Regions from separate parts of the Mus musculus genome. Here region 2 is linked to region 1. A link is a loop called in an ENCODE intact Hi-C map of the cell type or tissue named here. Cell type or tissue: heart. All regions are shown on one strand.

The links. Hi-C counts contacts between places; a loop is a spot of excess contacts. Peaks named below come from ENCODE experiments on the same cell type or tissue, not always from the same donor. Only the 100,000 strongest peaks of a DNase experiment are listed, where the experiment ranks them.
Region 2: it touches region 1 in a loop (3-fold over the local background); 24 of 42 quality-filtered maps call a loop at or near these places.

What each region holds. Positions count from the first base shown.
Region 1 is chr11:59,097,637-59,105,636 of GRCm38, reverse strand. It overlaps Obscn (obscurin, cytoskeletal calmodulin and titin-interacting RhoGEF), which reads left to right. Exons shown (of 104, transcript NM_001171512.2): 15 at 2,087-2,362; 16 at 5,672-5,947. Among named protein-coding and RNA genes, the nearest start is that of Obscn, 35 kb to the left of the region's middle. In heart, CTCF peaks have their summits at 3,090 (motif pointing right) and 7,089 (motif pointing left); no DNase peak of the experiment used is centred here.
Region 2 is chr11:59,180,017-59,188,016 of GRCm38, reverse strand. Gjc2 (gap junction protein, gamma 2) reads left to right here and starts at 5,191. Exons shown (of 2, transcript NM_175452.4): 1 at 5,191-5,271. Guk1 (guanylate kinase 1) reads left to right here. Exons shown (of 8, transcript NM_008193.3): 2 at 1,130-1,243; 3 at 1,576-1,617; 4 at 1,979-2,075; 5 at 2,685-2,823; 6 at 2,904-2,988; 7 at 3,496-3,581; 8 at 3,830-4,162. The coding sequence ends at 3,865. In heart, a CTCF peak has its summit at 3,999 (motif pointing right); DNase peaks (open chromatin) are centred at 2,336, 3,976, 4,916, 5,046 and 1 weaker place; H3K27ac peaks cover 2,341 bases; H3K27me3 peaks cover 206 bases.

The sequences.
Region 1 (8,000 bases):
TAATCTGCAACCGAGTTTAAATATTAGCTAAAGCATCTGCTAGCGTATCCCCTTCCTTTTAAACCCACAGAATTTTGTTCTTGACACAGGAGACTGTCCTAAGTGGGCTATGCAGGCTTGTACCTGGGAAGGCATGTTGGTCACATGGAGGTGGACTTGAGGCACAATTCATTGGCTGTTTTCAGGATATCTTGTTCACCATGTTTCTCATATATATATGCAAATGGACAGTTATGTCAGAATTCCTGGTTGTCAGCCAGCGAGGCATGTCTCTCAGAGCTAGCCAACCGAGGAGTCTTAACACTCTCTGTTTCTTCATTCCAAATAGCTGTGTTTAGCTATTCATTTCAGAGCACCTGTCCAGGGCTCCTGATGCTGTGTGGTGCTCAAGTCTCTGTGTGCATCGCATCCGACCTGTAGCCTGTGGTGGTCCAGATGTTTCTACAGGCTTAGCCAGATCATCTGCATTTTATGATCTAGTTGAGAGCTCTGTAGGGGAAAGTTACACATTAAAGTATTTTAATTACTGTTAGTACTATTGCCTGTATGGGCATATGTGCCATGCTGCGTATCAGAGTCAACTCCATGGTCATCTGTCCCCTTCTTCCAGCTTTCTGCAGGTTCTAGGGGTCAAATTCATTTATTTGTCTGGTTTGTAGAGCAAGGGCTTGACTTGCTGAGCCATCTTGCCAGCCTAGCATCTCAGATCCTTAAAGAAAGTGTGAGCATATTTCTCTAGTCTTGTGAGGCTTGGCTACACAACAGTGACCAGATCCTGGGTCCTCACTGTAGAGATAGAAATAGAAGAGAGCAGAGCATTGAGTTCTGAAACACACTCATGTGTAAACCCAGTCCTCCCTTTCCTCGGGAGAAAAGACTTCACGAGAACTTTTGGATGCTAGAACACATGGAAACAAAGTGTTGTCTGCTAGTTCACATCACACAGGGCAATTCCAGGCGAATCAGAGACACCAGGGTCCCAGCTAAACCATAGTCATGTGGTTTATGATGGGTGTGGCTTAAAGTCCTCAGGATAGGGAAAGAGTCTTCAGGAAACCAGAGCAGGAGCCACAGTGCGGGAGACTGATGCACTTGGCCACATTACACGGGACACCAGACCCATTAGAAGATGTAGCTGCTATGGTACTATTGCAAAATAACAGAGGCCGTGCAACTTATAACTCAGGGACTAATGATTCCACTGCCTGGAAGGTTCAGCTAGAAGATTCTGGGGTCCTGGTGAGGGAACCAGCTCCACAGGATGGCAGAGAAATAGAGGGGAAACCCTGTTAGGAACAGAAAGGGTCAAACACACAGGCATGGAGGACACTCAGCCCTTGTGAGTGGTACTCCGTTCCTGGAAGACTCATCCAGTTTCTCCAGATAAGAGAGTGGAGTCTTCATGGTCCAGAAGGTCCACTAATTTTCTGCCTTGTAAAAAGCTTTTCACCCTAACACCACCAAGTGAGGATCCAGCTTGTGACATGTAAACCTTTAGGGGTCCAAGTCACATCTAACCATCTGTAACTGGACTCAGACCCACAGGTCATACCTACAATGAGAGAGGTTAGGTGCTGTAATATATAAACAGATTCCTGAAATGAATATGAAGAAGAAACAGTACTACCGAGAGTAGGGTCTCCCTGCATACCGGCTATACAGAGGAACACAGGCACTGATGGCTGGAGACATCAGTGAGACAGACAGCAGGTGCCACGGCTGACAATGACTCAGAGTAGGAAAAGGTATGGAGAGTTAGGATTCTCAGCTCTGTGAGGCATGTCCTACCAAGTCCCGAGGAGACTCTCCATCGCCACCGTGGGGCTGGTACATGTGTCATGACCCGTTCCGTGGAGGACTGTAATAACCATGTGTCCCCTTGAGCAGTCCCAGCAGTGGTGACAGGCTATGTGGATAGACTGGGGTTGTGTGTTGAGGCTCCAGGGGCGTTTCCTGGACCCAGTGTATAGAGCCTGGGTGATGTTCTGCTTTTCAGATGCCCCACCCCATCCAATCTTTCCGAAGGTGGCCTTCCTGATCTAGACAGTGTCTCTGACCCTCTATGTGTGTCCTTCTCTGTCCCCAGAGCCCAAGCTGGCGTTTGCCAAGGAGCAGCAGGCACACAGCGAAGTGAAGGCAGAGGCGGGGGCCAGCGCCACACTGAGCTGCGAGGTGGCCCAGGCCCAGACTGAGGTGACATGGTTCAAGGATGGGAAGAAGCTGAGCTCCAGCTCGAAGGTGCGCGTGGAGGCCTCGGGCTGCTCCAGGAGGCTGGTGGTGCAGCAGGCGGGCAAGGCGGATGCTGGGGAGTACAGCTGCGAGGCCGGGGGACAGAAGCTCTCATTCCGCCTGGACGTGGCAGGTCAGTCCTTTGGGACTATCTACATAATATATTCATAATTATTCCATCTTTTTGATGTAATGAATTTCTTCCTTCATTAATACATAGTGAACTTTGCCTTTTCTAACTAATTTTGCCTTCAACTCTGTTCAATGAGATCTGAGTCTAGCTACCCTGCTTGTTTTTGGCTTCCATGTTTTTGATCCATCCCCTCTCAAGTCTGAATTTACTAGTAACGTGTGTTTGTGTGTGTGTGTTTTAAACTACAAAGAGTTCAGTATTAAAACAACTAGTGACATATTTAAAAATAGTTTTAGATTTATTTAATTTATTTCATGTGTATGAGCCTTTTGCTTGAGTGTTTGTCTGGGTACCATGTGTGTGCCATTGGAGGCAGGAAGACTTCCGATTCTTATTACTGGAGTTACTGGTGGTTGTGAGCCACCACGTATGTGCTGGGATCTGAACCTGGGTCCTCTGTGAGAGCATCAGGTGCTCTTAACCACTGAGCCATCTTTCTAGTCCCTGGATCTTATTTTTTTAATACAATAGGCTACTCTGTCAGAGAGTGAAGATCATTTCCACTTAGAATTATTATAGAGAGGTGTTTTCTGATTCTTTCAATTTTATTGATTGTTTTCCTGTTTGGTTGTTTTAGTTGGATTACTATTCATTCATTTTTTTTAAAGATTGATTTTGATTTTATGTGTATGAGTGTTTGCATGCATGTATGTACATTGCATGTATGCAGTGCCCACAGAGGCCATAAGAGGGCGCCAGCTCCCCTGGAACTGGAGTGACAGATAATTGTGAGCTGCCACATGGGTGCTGGAAATTGAACCCCGGTCTTCTGCAAGAGCAGCCATTACTCTTAACCTCTGAGTCATCTGGCCAGACTCTTTTTTCTTTCCCCCTTCCCTGTTTTTGTTAACGAGGTTTACTCATATACAGGATTGGTCACAACTGAATCTTTTCCATGTCTCCCCTGTTCATCTACTCTTCTCGTGAAATGTATTAATCCACTTGCTACTGTCATTAAGACTTTTTTCCTCCTCAGAGTTTAGGATTCCAATTAGAGCCTTAAGTAAGTGTTGTCTTGGATGTCACGAGTTACTTTAGTTTGTTTCTCTTGAACTGTCTTTATTTCTGTTGGTTTTAAGAGATAACTTTGTTGGAATAGTCCTTTCCACCAGGAATTCCATTCCACCAGGGCATGGAATAGGCCATCCCTTGTTTTCCTAGGGTTGGGGGCTTCTACTGAGATGTCTGAGGTTAGTGTAATGGGTTTGCCTTTTCAAAAGTTATTACATCTTTAAGTTGTGTGTGTGAGCACATGGTGCATTCGTGTCGAGGTCAGAGTCAATTTTCTCTTCCAAGCGAGTTCTGGGGCTTGAACTCAGGCTGCCAGGCTTGGCAGCAAGTGCTTTATTTGCTGCCCCATCTCACTGCTCTCTTACAGCCCTTTAACATTGCTTCTTTGTTTTGTTTTAGCAGGCTCCTTATTATACATCTCAGGGAAGACTCTCTGGCCATGATTATTTGGGGACTGTAAATACACCATGTGTTCTGATACCTATGTCTCTGTAGTTGGGGATTTTTTTTAAACTATAATTTCATTGAATTCATTTTCCACACCTTTCATTTGTATCTCATCTTTTTCTACCCCATAGATTCATAGGCTTGATCTCTTGATCATATCCCAGAGTTCCTGAATATTGTGGGCATGCTCTTTCTTTCTTTTCTTTTACTTTTTCTTTTTTAAAGATTTATTTTATTTCTATGAGTACACTGTAGCTGTCTTCAGACACACCAGAAGAGGGCAAAGGATCCCATTACAGATGGTTGTGAGCCACCATGTGGTTGCTGGGAATTGAACTCAGGACCTCTGGAAGAGCAGTCAGTGCTCTTAACCACTGAGCCATCTCTCCAGCCCCTCTTTCTTTCCTTTACTGCTGTCTGGCTGTAGCTTTTCCTGGTGTCCTCCACCCATGATAGACTTTCGTATGCTTGATTAGCATGTTCATGGTACTTCCCAGGGCATTATAGATTTTTATCATTGAATTTTCATCTCTCTCTCTCTCTCTCTCTCTCTCTCTCTCTCTCTCTCTCTCATGAACACACACACACACACACACATGAACACACACATACACACACACACACACACACACACACACACACACACACACGCACGCACGCACACACACTGTTTCAAGATCTCGCTGCCCTTGCTCAGTTTCTCATGCATGCTTGTTGCTGGCTATCTCTTCTGCATCACAGACTTATTTACGTCCTGAGCTGACTCCCTTGCCTCGTCCGTATGCTTGTGTGTCTCGTCCTTGGGCTCACTGGCCAGCTTCACGGGGAGATTAAATCACTTATCTAGCATGTCAGCCATTTTTGTGTCTTTGACCTCAGTCATTGAGGACTCATGGCCTTTTGGAGGTGCTGTTTTCTGTTGCCCTCTTATGCCAAAAAACATCACTTAGTAGGAGACTTGAGAATAATTTCTAGACCTCAAGCGATTCAGAGGAAGCGTTTCCATGTCTGCCCGGGAGGTGACAACTTTAGATTCACACCCATGTCAAAAGCATCACCTTAGCAGTCCCGAGTCCCACAAGGTTTGCCAACGTGCTTTGTGACGCATTCTGAAGGGACAGTGAAGAAGATTAACTAAGTGCCACACAGTCAGGAAGACCTCAGGTGATCACTCTTGGTTCAAATGTAGCAAGGGACGCTTCTGTCCTAGTGTGAAAATACTGAGCCAAACCACGGGCAAAGATCCACGTGGGGGCACTTGCTATACCAGATGCCGAGATGCTTCGAAATCTAAAGTGAGACCCAAAGCAATAATGAGGTCTAAATAATGAGTGGGTGAGCTCAGAACAGAGAGTGTATACCTCTCCCCCAACCCCGGTGACTTGTGAGGCACATGGAACACAGGGTAACAAGATCATATTGGATGTCCTCTTTGCCACTGAAGAGCCAAGTGCAGGTGGTTACAGGTGTCAAAGTGAAAGTAAAACAGGACTGTAGCAAGTGTTACAGATTTTCTCATGGTTTCAGGGTCAGGCAGGTTCCCCAACAGATCCTAAATGCATCAACTGTAATGGGGACCATTGCCTGCAGCGCAGCTAACATGCTGGAGCTGCCCCTGAATTTGTGGCAGGATATGTGGATGAACTGGCTTTTGTCCCAAGAGATGCTGAAGCTTCTCGTGGGCACAGCCAGTGCCCACCATGGGAGATATTTTCCGATCCAGCCACCCATCTAGACCCCTTCTCTGTGTGGCCTTCCTGACCCTGTGTGTCCTTGTCTAACTGTCCCCAGAGCCCAAGCTGGCGTTTGCCAAGGAGCAGCAGGCACACAGCGAGGTGAAGGCAGAGGCGGGGGCCAGCGCCACACTGAGCTGTGAGGTGGCCCAGGCCCAGACTGAGGTGACATGGTTCAAGGACGGGAAGAAGCTGAGCTCCAGCTCGAAGGTGCGCGTGGAGGCCTCGGGCTGCTCCAGGAGGCTGGTGGTGCAGCAGGCGGGCAAGGCGGATGCTGGGGAGTACAGCTGCGAGGCCGGGGGTCAGAAGCTCTCCTTCCGCCTGGACGTGGCAGGTCAGTTGTTTGAGGGCACTCTTGTTGCTCATTTGGATGAGATGATGAATAATCTGAGGACCCTGGTACTGCTGCAGGGGACTTACCCTCTGAGAGCCTTAAATCTTTTACATTCTGTTTTCAAATCCATGGCTTGGCTGTGTGAGCAGAAGCTGATGCAACTAAGTCAGGAGAGCTGAGTCCTGGTTGTTACGGGGTAGCATTTATCATCCCAAAACATCCCAGGCGTGCGTTCTCTGCATTGCTGTCTGGTGCCCAGGGACATCCCTGGCTCCTCTTGGTGTTTAGGATTCGAGTAAGTGAGATCTGTCTCTCTGGGACTCTGTGAGTGTCCAAGTGTCTGCAGGTCCTGCATGCCCTAATCCAGCAAGAACATTCTTGTTCGCAAGAAGCATTTCCATTCAATTTAAATACAAGTAGGGACATTTTGACCCCCTAATCATAATTGGATTTTCTTGCAACAAAAGTTGACTTATGTAGTTTCGGGTACCGGTACCTGACTGCTCTTTCCTGAATTCTGATATGTAAAGGTCTCTGTGTGTCCGGAAGTGTACGCACATCATATTGTGGTGTCTGTGTGTGGCAAGGGAAGGGCAGAGGGCTTTGTGGGTGTGCTGCTGTGACAGCAGAGAGCTCTCTGTAGGCAGAGTCTTATTTTCTAAAGGCCGGCTAGCAAACAGGTCAGTCTCCCCCACTCATTAGAAATCTTAGATGTGTATTTGTCTTTCCTCACTAAGGAGTTTTCTCTTACTGTGAGCTCCGGGTGTTACTAGACAACATTTCAAGTATTCCATCAATAGGAAATGGTTTCTGAATAAACATACAGACAAAACAAAATAAAAAAAAGACAAAAAAAAGAAAAAAACGCTTTGTATCTTTACTAAGTTTTATTTTTAAAGAATATGAAAAATTAAAAAAATAAAAACTATTCAGCTATTTTCTTGAAGCTGTATAAAAGTGACATAAAAGGAAGTAGAAAATTTGAAAGGTCATAGTGTCTTTTTGAAACATAATTATAAAGATGAGTTTTTTCAGGGCTGGAGAGCCGTCCCAGAGATTAAGAGCACTGACTGCTTATCCAGAGGTTCTGAGTTCAATTCCCAGCTACCACATAGTGGCTCACAACCATTTGTAAGGGGTCTGGCGCCCTCTTCTGGCATGTGGGCATATATGTACATAATAAATCTAAAGACAAGACAAAACAAAACAAAACACACAAAAAACCAACCAAACAAACAAAAACCAAATGTAATTTACCATAGAAAAGGGCCTTAGTACAAGGGCTGTGGGTAAATCTTGTCAAACACTCTAGAAGGTAATTATTAGTTCTGGTGCTTTCTTGCACACTAAAATGATTCTGCTTGACAATAGTGTGCAATGCATTTTCAAACAGCTAAGAAGATTTAAAATGTTCTCACCACCAGACATAGTAAATAGTTGGGGTAGTAGATATACTAATTACCATGTTTTGATTACAATGCAGACAGGTTATTGAAACATTATTTTGTGCCCTATAATTTATTATTGGTTGATTAAAAATGAAAAAAAAAAAAAGGAACCAGCGAGATGAACTAGAGGGCAAAGGTTCTCACCACCAAGACTGACGGTGTGAATTTGATCCCCAGGACCCCGTGAGCCAGTCTTACCTTTTTGAGGCCCTTGGACCTCAGTATCTGCACACCAAGGATCAAACTTCTATCACATGGGCCTTGGGAAACACACCCCACCCCAACGCAGCACAAGAGAAATGAGTCATGTACTGTGGTAGTAACAATGTACCATGTGCTTGGAAATAGCTGAGAGAGTACATTTCAAATGTTTACACAGAAAAAGTGCACCTGGAAATATATGTTGGTTACTTTTTATTGTCAATTTGATATAACCAAGAGTCTCTTGGGAAGAGGGACGACCCAGAACAGACTGGCCTGTGGCCGTGTCTGAGGAATTGTTTTGGTTGGTGATTAAGGTGGGAGGACCCAGTCCACTGTGGGTAGCTGACCTAGGCAAGTGGCCTGGGCTATGTAAACCAGGGAGAGAATGAGCCTGTACACAG
Region 2 (8,000 bases), 82 kb before region 1:
GCAGCAGCTCAGGTCTCTCAGTACTCAGTGCCGGGGTGGCTCTTCCTGGTCTCCCGGTGCACTCAGATGCTGACCTGGTTGTTTGAACAGGTGTAGGCGCAGATCTCGGGAGCAGGACAAATAACTGCCCCATCCTTCCTGCAGAGTGGGAGGACAGGGCTGATGTCACAGTGCAGGCAGGGCTGGTGCCCGAGGGATTTATTGCTCAGAAGGGCGGGGTATAGGCTTGGCAGAGATTAGTCCCCCTAGCCCTCAGTGCAGAGCAGCCATTGACTCTTCCCAGGCTACCATGGAGGCTGCAACACATCAAGTAGGTGGGTGCCATCCTGGGGAGTCAGGAGGGCCTTTATAGACGGGGTTCTTGACGTGTAACTGACCTGCTCAGACTCCTGGCTGGAGGACCACAGCTGACAGTGAGGTGGGGCTGTGTCTGCTCAGGCATGAGCCTGGAAGCAGGGGGATCAGCTGGTACTAAGGCGATGCCATCGGAACTTCAAGGAAGGAAGCGCAAGTCCCAGATAGCCTGATGGAGGAGGTTCCTGCTGGGCTTTCATACCTACAGCGGGTGCTCCTCCCTGGCAGCCCGGACCCATGGCCCACCCTGAGCTGCACTCACGTTGCCCTTGGGAGGCTAGGGGGTGCTCGTCCAACTCTTGTCAGCAGATTGTCCTTCCTAAACAAGTCAGAGATGGTTGCGTGTCTAGTGGGAAGTTTCCCAAATTGGCTTGGGTTGAACAGACTTGAGGATGTCTGTAGGGACAGGGACATTCCTATTTCAGACTTGGGACACCTGTGGGCAGGCCATTTAAGGGAGTCAAAGCTCAGGCAGCAGTGTGAAGTCAGATTCTGAAGGGCAGCCTCTATGGGGTGGGGCCAGTGTGCTGCATTGTCTGGTTCCGGGTCACTTGGCCTGTGGACATCCTGCTGGGTGTGGGTGAGGCTGGATATTGGAATCCTGTCAGCCTTCCTGCTGCCTGTGTTTGCCATCTTGCCAGTTGACTGGTGTTGTGAGGAGAGTTCACAGTATATAAGGATGTTGGCCTTCACGTCACTGTCTCCTATGGAACAGAATGCCAGGGCACCGGTGAAGGTAACCCCACTCATGTCTATGATATCCCTCCACCCACAGGCATGGCAGGACCTAGGCCAGTAGTGCTGAGCGGGCCGTCAGGGGCAGGGAAGAGCACTCTGCTCAAGAAGCTGTTCCAGGAGCACAGCAGCATCTTCGGCTTCAGCGTGTCTCGTGAGTGCCTCCAGACCTTGAAGGGCGAGGAGCTCAGAGGCTGTCCCAGCACAGGACTGTTCCTAGAGTCCCCAGATGCACACACCTGATCTAGCAGATGCTCTCCTCACCTTCCTCATCCCCATTACCCTCTCCCTTCCCAGGCCTCCATCTAGAGTAAGCATCTTGGCCCCAGTGACCTCTTGAGATCTGGTCTGGGCTGCCCACTGGCTGTGAGCACCACCCGTTGTTACATAACCAGAGGACGGAGCAGGCCGTCAAGGGAAGACCTGGGTAGGGGGAGGTTTGTAGATCCCTTCAGTGTGTGATAATTTTGTTTGTTTTTTTCCTAGATACTACAAGGAACCCACGACCTGGTGAAGAAGATGGCAAAGGTGAGCCGGCCTGCTAATTCAGGGGTTTTGGGCACCAGCTAATGAGTGTTGGGGTGGGGGTAGGGGGAAGGGGTAAGGTTGCTTTGTGCCTTGGCTGTAACAGCTTCATCCCCAGCAGGAGAATCTCTCTTGCTGTTGGGTTCACAGCTTGATTAGAGTCTGCATCATAGTGAAGGCTGAACCTTCTTCCTGCCTGGTGTATGGAACCTGGCCATTTCCAATCCTTCAGCAAAGACAATGGGGACAGTGGTATCTGTTCCAGCCTAGATCTGGCCATAGCAGTCCTGTGTAGGGTGGAGAGGGGCCAGGCCAGGCAGGGATGGGTTTTGGGTACCTTCTGGAAAGCTCTCTTCTTCTCCAGATTACTACTTTGTGACCAGGGAGATGATGCAGCGTGATATTGCAGCAGGGGACTTCATTGAGCATGCTGAGTTCTCAGGGAACCTGTACGGGACAAGGTGGGCTGAGTTTGGTGTGGGCCCAGCTTCATGGATCAGGGTAATTCCAGAACTGTTAACAAAAGAAAGCACTCTAGCATGTCACCTCTGACCTCACAGTGCCCTCCCAGTCTCCCGCCTAGGGCTGGGATGGCTTGCTAACCCCCTAGTCTCTGAGCATAGCTGATAGGCTCCAGGGAACAAGCAGGCCCAGTCATGCCCCAGGCTCATCTGTCCTCAAGCCATCTGGCGAGGCAAAGAGCCACATGAGGCACCTCACGTGGAGAGGTAGGCAGTGCCAGGCAGCCCAGGCCCAAACCTTTTTGGCTTTCGGCTACAGGACAGGTACAAAGGGCTGTGATGTCAGAGGGCCTGACAGGGTTGACTATATGCTTGGAAGTTCTGGAAAGTACAGAAGGTGCTGGGTTCACGAGAGCCTCTGCACTACCCAGGCCAGGCCCAGAATGGGCCTTGGGGTGGAAAGGGCCGAGTTTCTCTGAAGCTCTCGAAAGCCTTAAGAAGCTAACAAGGTTTAGCAGTCATTGCATGTATTTCCTGTGGGCTTAAGGGCCAGGTCTTCTCTTGTATCCACTGAACATCTATCTGCTCACTGCCCTTCCCTGCTCCCAGCAAGGAAGCTGTTCGGGCTGTGCAGGCCATGAACCGCATCTGCGTGCTAGATGTCGACCTACAAGGTGTGCGCAGCATCAAGAAGACTGATCTGTGTCCCATCTACATCTTTGTGCAGCCTCCCTCGCTGGACGTGCTGGTGGGTACTTGGTGTGGGAAACCTGCAGGGCAGGTCCTGAGACCTGCAGAATACTGACCTGACAAGGACCTGTATTTCAGGAGCAACGACTGCGACTGCGCAACACTGAGACTGAGGAGAGTCTGGCAAAGCGGCTGGCAGCTGCACGGACAGACATGGAGAGCAGTGAGTGCAGTCAGACCGTTCGTACCTTCTGAGCACGTGGCCAGCCCATCCACCAGAAATTGGGGAGGACCAAGGGTAAAGATGGAGGGGTCGAGACTGCTGTCTGCAGAGCCTTTGAGAGGCCACACTTGTTTACTGACTTAAGTGTTGTAGGTCTCTTTTTGTAGCTATGCTCTTGCTTCTGGGTCTGAGCTTGGTCCACATTCAGACACTGTCATTGAGACCGTTTGCTGTTTCCTTATGTGGCAGTCCATCCCAGGCAGAGCTGGTTCTGAGAGGCCTGGGCAGGGGCAGTGGTCCACACTCCAGAAGTCAGGACTTGATGGGAGCAGCCCCCAGCTGAGGTTCTCTAGAAGAGGGGAAGCAAGAGTACTGTCCAGCCCTGGCCATCCTACCACAGTGACGGCAACAGTAGCCATAGCCAGATAGCAGGTTGTTAACAGTGGGGCAAGCCCAGCAGGGGCCGAAGTCCCAGTGTTCCTGAATCTGTCTCTTGCCTCACCCCAGGCAAGGAGCCTGGCTTGTTTGACCTGGTGATCATCAATGACGACCTGGATAAAGCCTATGCAACCCTGAAGCAGGCGCTCTCTGAGGTAGGCCCTTCCCATCTACCCTGTCTTGGGGAAGTCCCCTGCACAAGCCATCCTGTGAACGCAGCAAACCCTGTGTTGCCGGGGCTCACACCCTGCTGTGTTGTAAGCAGCCCTGGCTTTGCCAGTTGCCAGAATGGTCAAGTACAGGTGCAAAGCCGGAGTCCCTGGGAACCCAGGGAGGATATGAGCCCTAGCCCTCCCTGGTTCCCTGCCTCTCCTGACTTTCTGTTTCCCTTCTTCCTTGGCAGGAAATCAAGAAAGCACAGGGAACTGGCCACGCCTGAAGGCCTGCTTCATTCCACAGAGTGATGTCTGTGGTCTAAATTTGCCTGGAGGTGGGGGAAACTTTGCCAGGGCACCAAGGACTTGTAGTAGACTTCCACTGTGGAGTAGAAGGAGCTACCCTTTGTCTGACCACAAGGTGGCTCTGCACCGTGGGCTGACTCACTGGCTGAATGACTCCAAAGAGTACCCATATCTAATCTCCCTGGACTATTTGTGTTCCTTTCCTTGTTCCTTCTGCTGGAGCGGGACTGACCTCTTAATAAAGTAATTACTGAATTATAGTGTCACAGCCCTCCATACTGGGCTTATGGCCTCTGGCTTTCTGCCCCTCCATGGTCAGCCCAGATGAAGGCTGCTAAGGGGGCTCTGCATAGGTGTCTAGTGGCCCTTGTCCCTGCCCGCATCCAGGGTCCACTAGTCATCAGAATGCTGGCTAGGGTTGCTCGTGTTCACTTCTTCCCCTGGGAGTCAGGCAACTGGGACAATCAGTATGGGCTGGAATCGTCTCAGCCCTAGACAACCTAGTGCTGCTGTCTCTTTGAGGTATTTCTGAGCCATTTGGGGACTCAGAGGGACAGATACCACTTGCCAGGAACAAAAGTGCCCAGCTGCAGGGGAAGAGCTAAGGTCATAATGCTGGCCCTGGAGCTGTGGGTGCTGTGTGTTCTTGGCCTTGGGTATAGGCAGCCAACCCAAGGAAGGGCAGGTGAGCCCTGTGAGGGCTGCAGGCAGGCAGAGTCCTGGGCCTTCTGTAAAGATCGCAAATTTTGAGCTCTAGAGGTTGTAGCAGGGTGCAGCATTCCTGAGGGAGATGTCCCTCCCCTCCTGTCCACGATGAGACATTCTGAGTGTCTGGTCCTGCTGTCCTCCCTCTTCCTCTGGGCTCCCAGCCCAGGCTGCTGGCTCCGCCCAAGAGAGCAATCCCAGCAGGGAGGGCAGTGGTTGTTGCCAGCTACCCCCACCCGGTGGTCAGCCACAGCTCTGCCTTGTGCATCTCCAGGTGAGGCTGCTCCTGGGGCAGACTTGGGGGTATTAACTGGATGTGGGTGTGAAGAGGGCAGGCAGGTACCCAGGCAGAAGTAGCCAGAGAGACTGGGAAGTCCTGGGCTGCCTCCAAAACTGCAGATGTTTCTCTAGAAGGGTGAGCCAGAACTGCCTGGACTTCAAGTGGAGGCTGGGGAGACCAGCAGGCCTGTCTAGATCCCTGCTGCTCCACCCCCAGGGACAATCATGGATTCAGACCCTAGGGGGAACAATGGAGCCCTTGAGGGCCCCTCCTCCATCCCCCATTGTGCTTGGTGGCGAGAGGTGGCCCTAGCCCCACAGTATGCCCTTAGAGAGGATCAGCATCCAGCCGGCAGGTGGAGGGGCTCAGCCGAAGGTTTGCATTTCCAGCCTGGAGAAGGTAGGGAGGGTACTGCTGGGGCTGCAGCCTGGCTGGGCCTTGACTGGTCTGTACTCCTTACTGCTAAGGTGGAGGTTCCCAGGTTCCTGCATCCCCTCTCAGGCTCTGTGGGGTGTGTCACAGCTGGTGCCAGATGCCACCCTGGAAGACTCACTGAGTCTCTGGCCAGATCTTGTCTTGCTGTATTAAGGGACCCTCAGGGTGTCCTTTAGCTTGGCTTCAGCTGGCTTTGTGGCTCTTTTGGGGTAACTAAACCCATGGTAGAGGGAGATGGGAACAAACCGGAGAGCCTAGGGTATTTTCAGTACCTCCCCCAGCAGCTGAGACCCTTCAGGCCATCTTAAGATGGGCCAGTCCACCCCAGCCAGTTGTAGTGTGTCCCAGGGATCAGTATGGGCACCAGGCCCAGTCTACTCAAACTGAAGAAACTTCATTATCCACTTGCCTGCTACCAAGCAGACCCTCTCAGCAGCTGGACCTACACAACCGCTGCTGTGTTAGTGTGGCGCGGTAGCCAGCACAGAAGTCTTTGGGATGCCACAGCAGTTCACTCTAAGTGCTTCCTTCCCACCTACCTTCTGTGTCTAGGGACTGCAGAGAGGGAGATATGAGGATGGGCAGCCAAAAGGGGAGATACAGGGTCCAAGGACGGGGAGGTTGGAGAAGATCCGTTTTGGAGGGCCTGCTGGCTGGAGTTGGCTCTGTATGGGACAGTGTGGACCCAGCTGGGAAGTGATTTCTAGAAATGGGGAGGGGAACCTGGCTCAGCTGTGGAGGGGCTGGCAGGACTGGAGAGACAAGGACCAGGGTGAGTATGGGCTTTCTACAAGGAATTGGGCACACGTGTGTACTCTGGGCAATGCCAAAGGAAGGCATGGAGAGTGGGAGGGGGTTGCCTACTCAGGCTAGTGCCTCCGTTTTTGGAATGCAGTTTAGCTGAAGTCTCAACCTGTAGGAGTTGTCTAGACTTAGGGTTGTGACTCTTACACCAGGTAGGTGCAGGCTAGCCCATCTGTTTTTCTGGTCCCCACAGTCTGAAGTTGAAGTTTTGCCTTCTTGAACTTCCAGGAATGTGACTTGGGTGCTGGTGAAGAAGGCCTCACAGGTCAAAGCGGGAGGTTGGTAGTTTCTGCTGGGTGCCATAACTCTGTGGTAGAGTCCTACATCTTCAACATGTTTAAATTTACAACAGAGGAGATAACAGTACAGAAAAGATCCCAGAGGACCTCATTTCCCATTCCATACTGGCATGAAACACATCACCATAATAAACTCTAGTGCTGCCTCTGTTAGTGAAAAGCCGCAGTCTGTGTGTTTCCTACATTCCCTTGCCCCTCCTGATACCACAGCACCTCTTAGTCTCCTTGTTTTAGCTGCCCATGGCTACTAAAATACTACTCGGGTATTTTTCAGGGTGCCCTCTTGGAAACTGGCCTGTGTTTTCTCTTGCTTTGTTGGGGTTATGGGTTTCAGAAAGAATACTATGGGGGTGATGAGCCTGTCTATATAGGTGCTATCAACAGCCATAATGGTGAATCATAGGGCTCAGGTGTCACGGCAAAGGTACAAGTCCCCATTTCATGCTGTCCTCTGATATGTTGCTTCCCACATGTGGCTGCTGGAGTGGGTGTGTGCTCCTCTTAACTGTGTGTCCCATCTCAGAGTTCCTCTGCACAGAGATGGGATGGTTCTCCAGTCATCAGCCTGGTTATTCATGGGTGCAGTTGTTATCTGGGGTATCTGTAACCAAAGCTGCAGTCTGTGATTCTACTTTCCTTAGTCTACTGGTTAAATTGTTACAGTGTCAGTGTAAGCAATCCACCTATCAGTGTGTGTGAGTATGTAAGCACGTTCTTCCTCTCTGAGCTTTCTCCACACTCTTGTTTCCCTCCTTAGCCTTCTGATCAGCCACTTCCCCCAGGGATTCGCAGTTCCTTTTATTGAAAGAGAAGTTGGAAACCAGAACCCAGGACCTAGATAGGGTCTTTGTTTTGTGAGCGGGGCTTGAGAAAGGGTCTCAATGACATCAGACTCGCCGTGCAGCAGAGGATGACCTTGAAATTCCAATCTCCCTATCTCTGTCTCCCAAGCACTAGAACTACAGGCAGCGTGAACATACCCATGTCACAAATGCTCGCACTTCTCACGTGTTTCCACAGCCAGGGCCTTTCAGAGGACACAGCCAGAGATCATACACACACCACAGGTTTCCACGGTGTATCTGTAAATGACCTCTGTGAGAGTCCGGGTCCGCCTCTACCATGCTAAACACAAATGCATTCTAGAGTCCCTAGCTTGAGATGGTGTCAGAAAATGAACTTTTATAGTGATTGGGAAGCATCTGATAGGCAGACTAAAGAGTTGAGTATGAACGGTTCTCTGCCTGTCTGTCCTCCCTGCTCCCCCCCCATACCGTGTGTGCGTGTGTGTGTGTGTGTGTGTGTGTGTGTGTGAAACTTGTATGGCCAGGTGATTTGGCTTGTGTCTATGAAGTCAGGGAAAGGCAGCAGGTGGGAGCTCCAGCACAGCAGAGAATGTAGTAGCAGGAGCCAACTGAGGACGGGCAGGGCACTTGGGGCAGTGACTAGGTGAGACCCTGATATGTGCCCTAGTCAGAAGTCACTGGAGGAGCTGAGAGCATAGACACGCCTGAAAGTCCCAGCACTTGGCAGGCAGAGGGAGAATGATGGAGAGTTCAAGGATATCATAACTCTTACAAATTGATACAT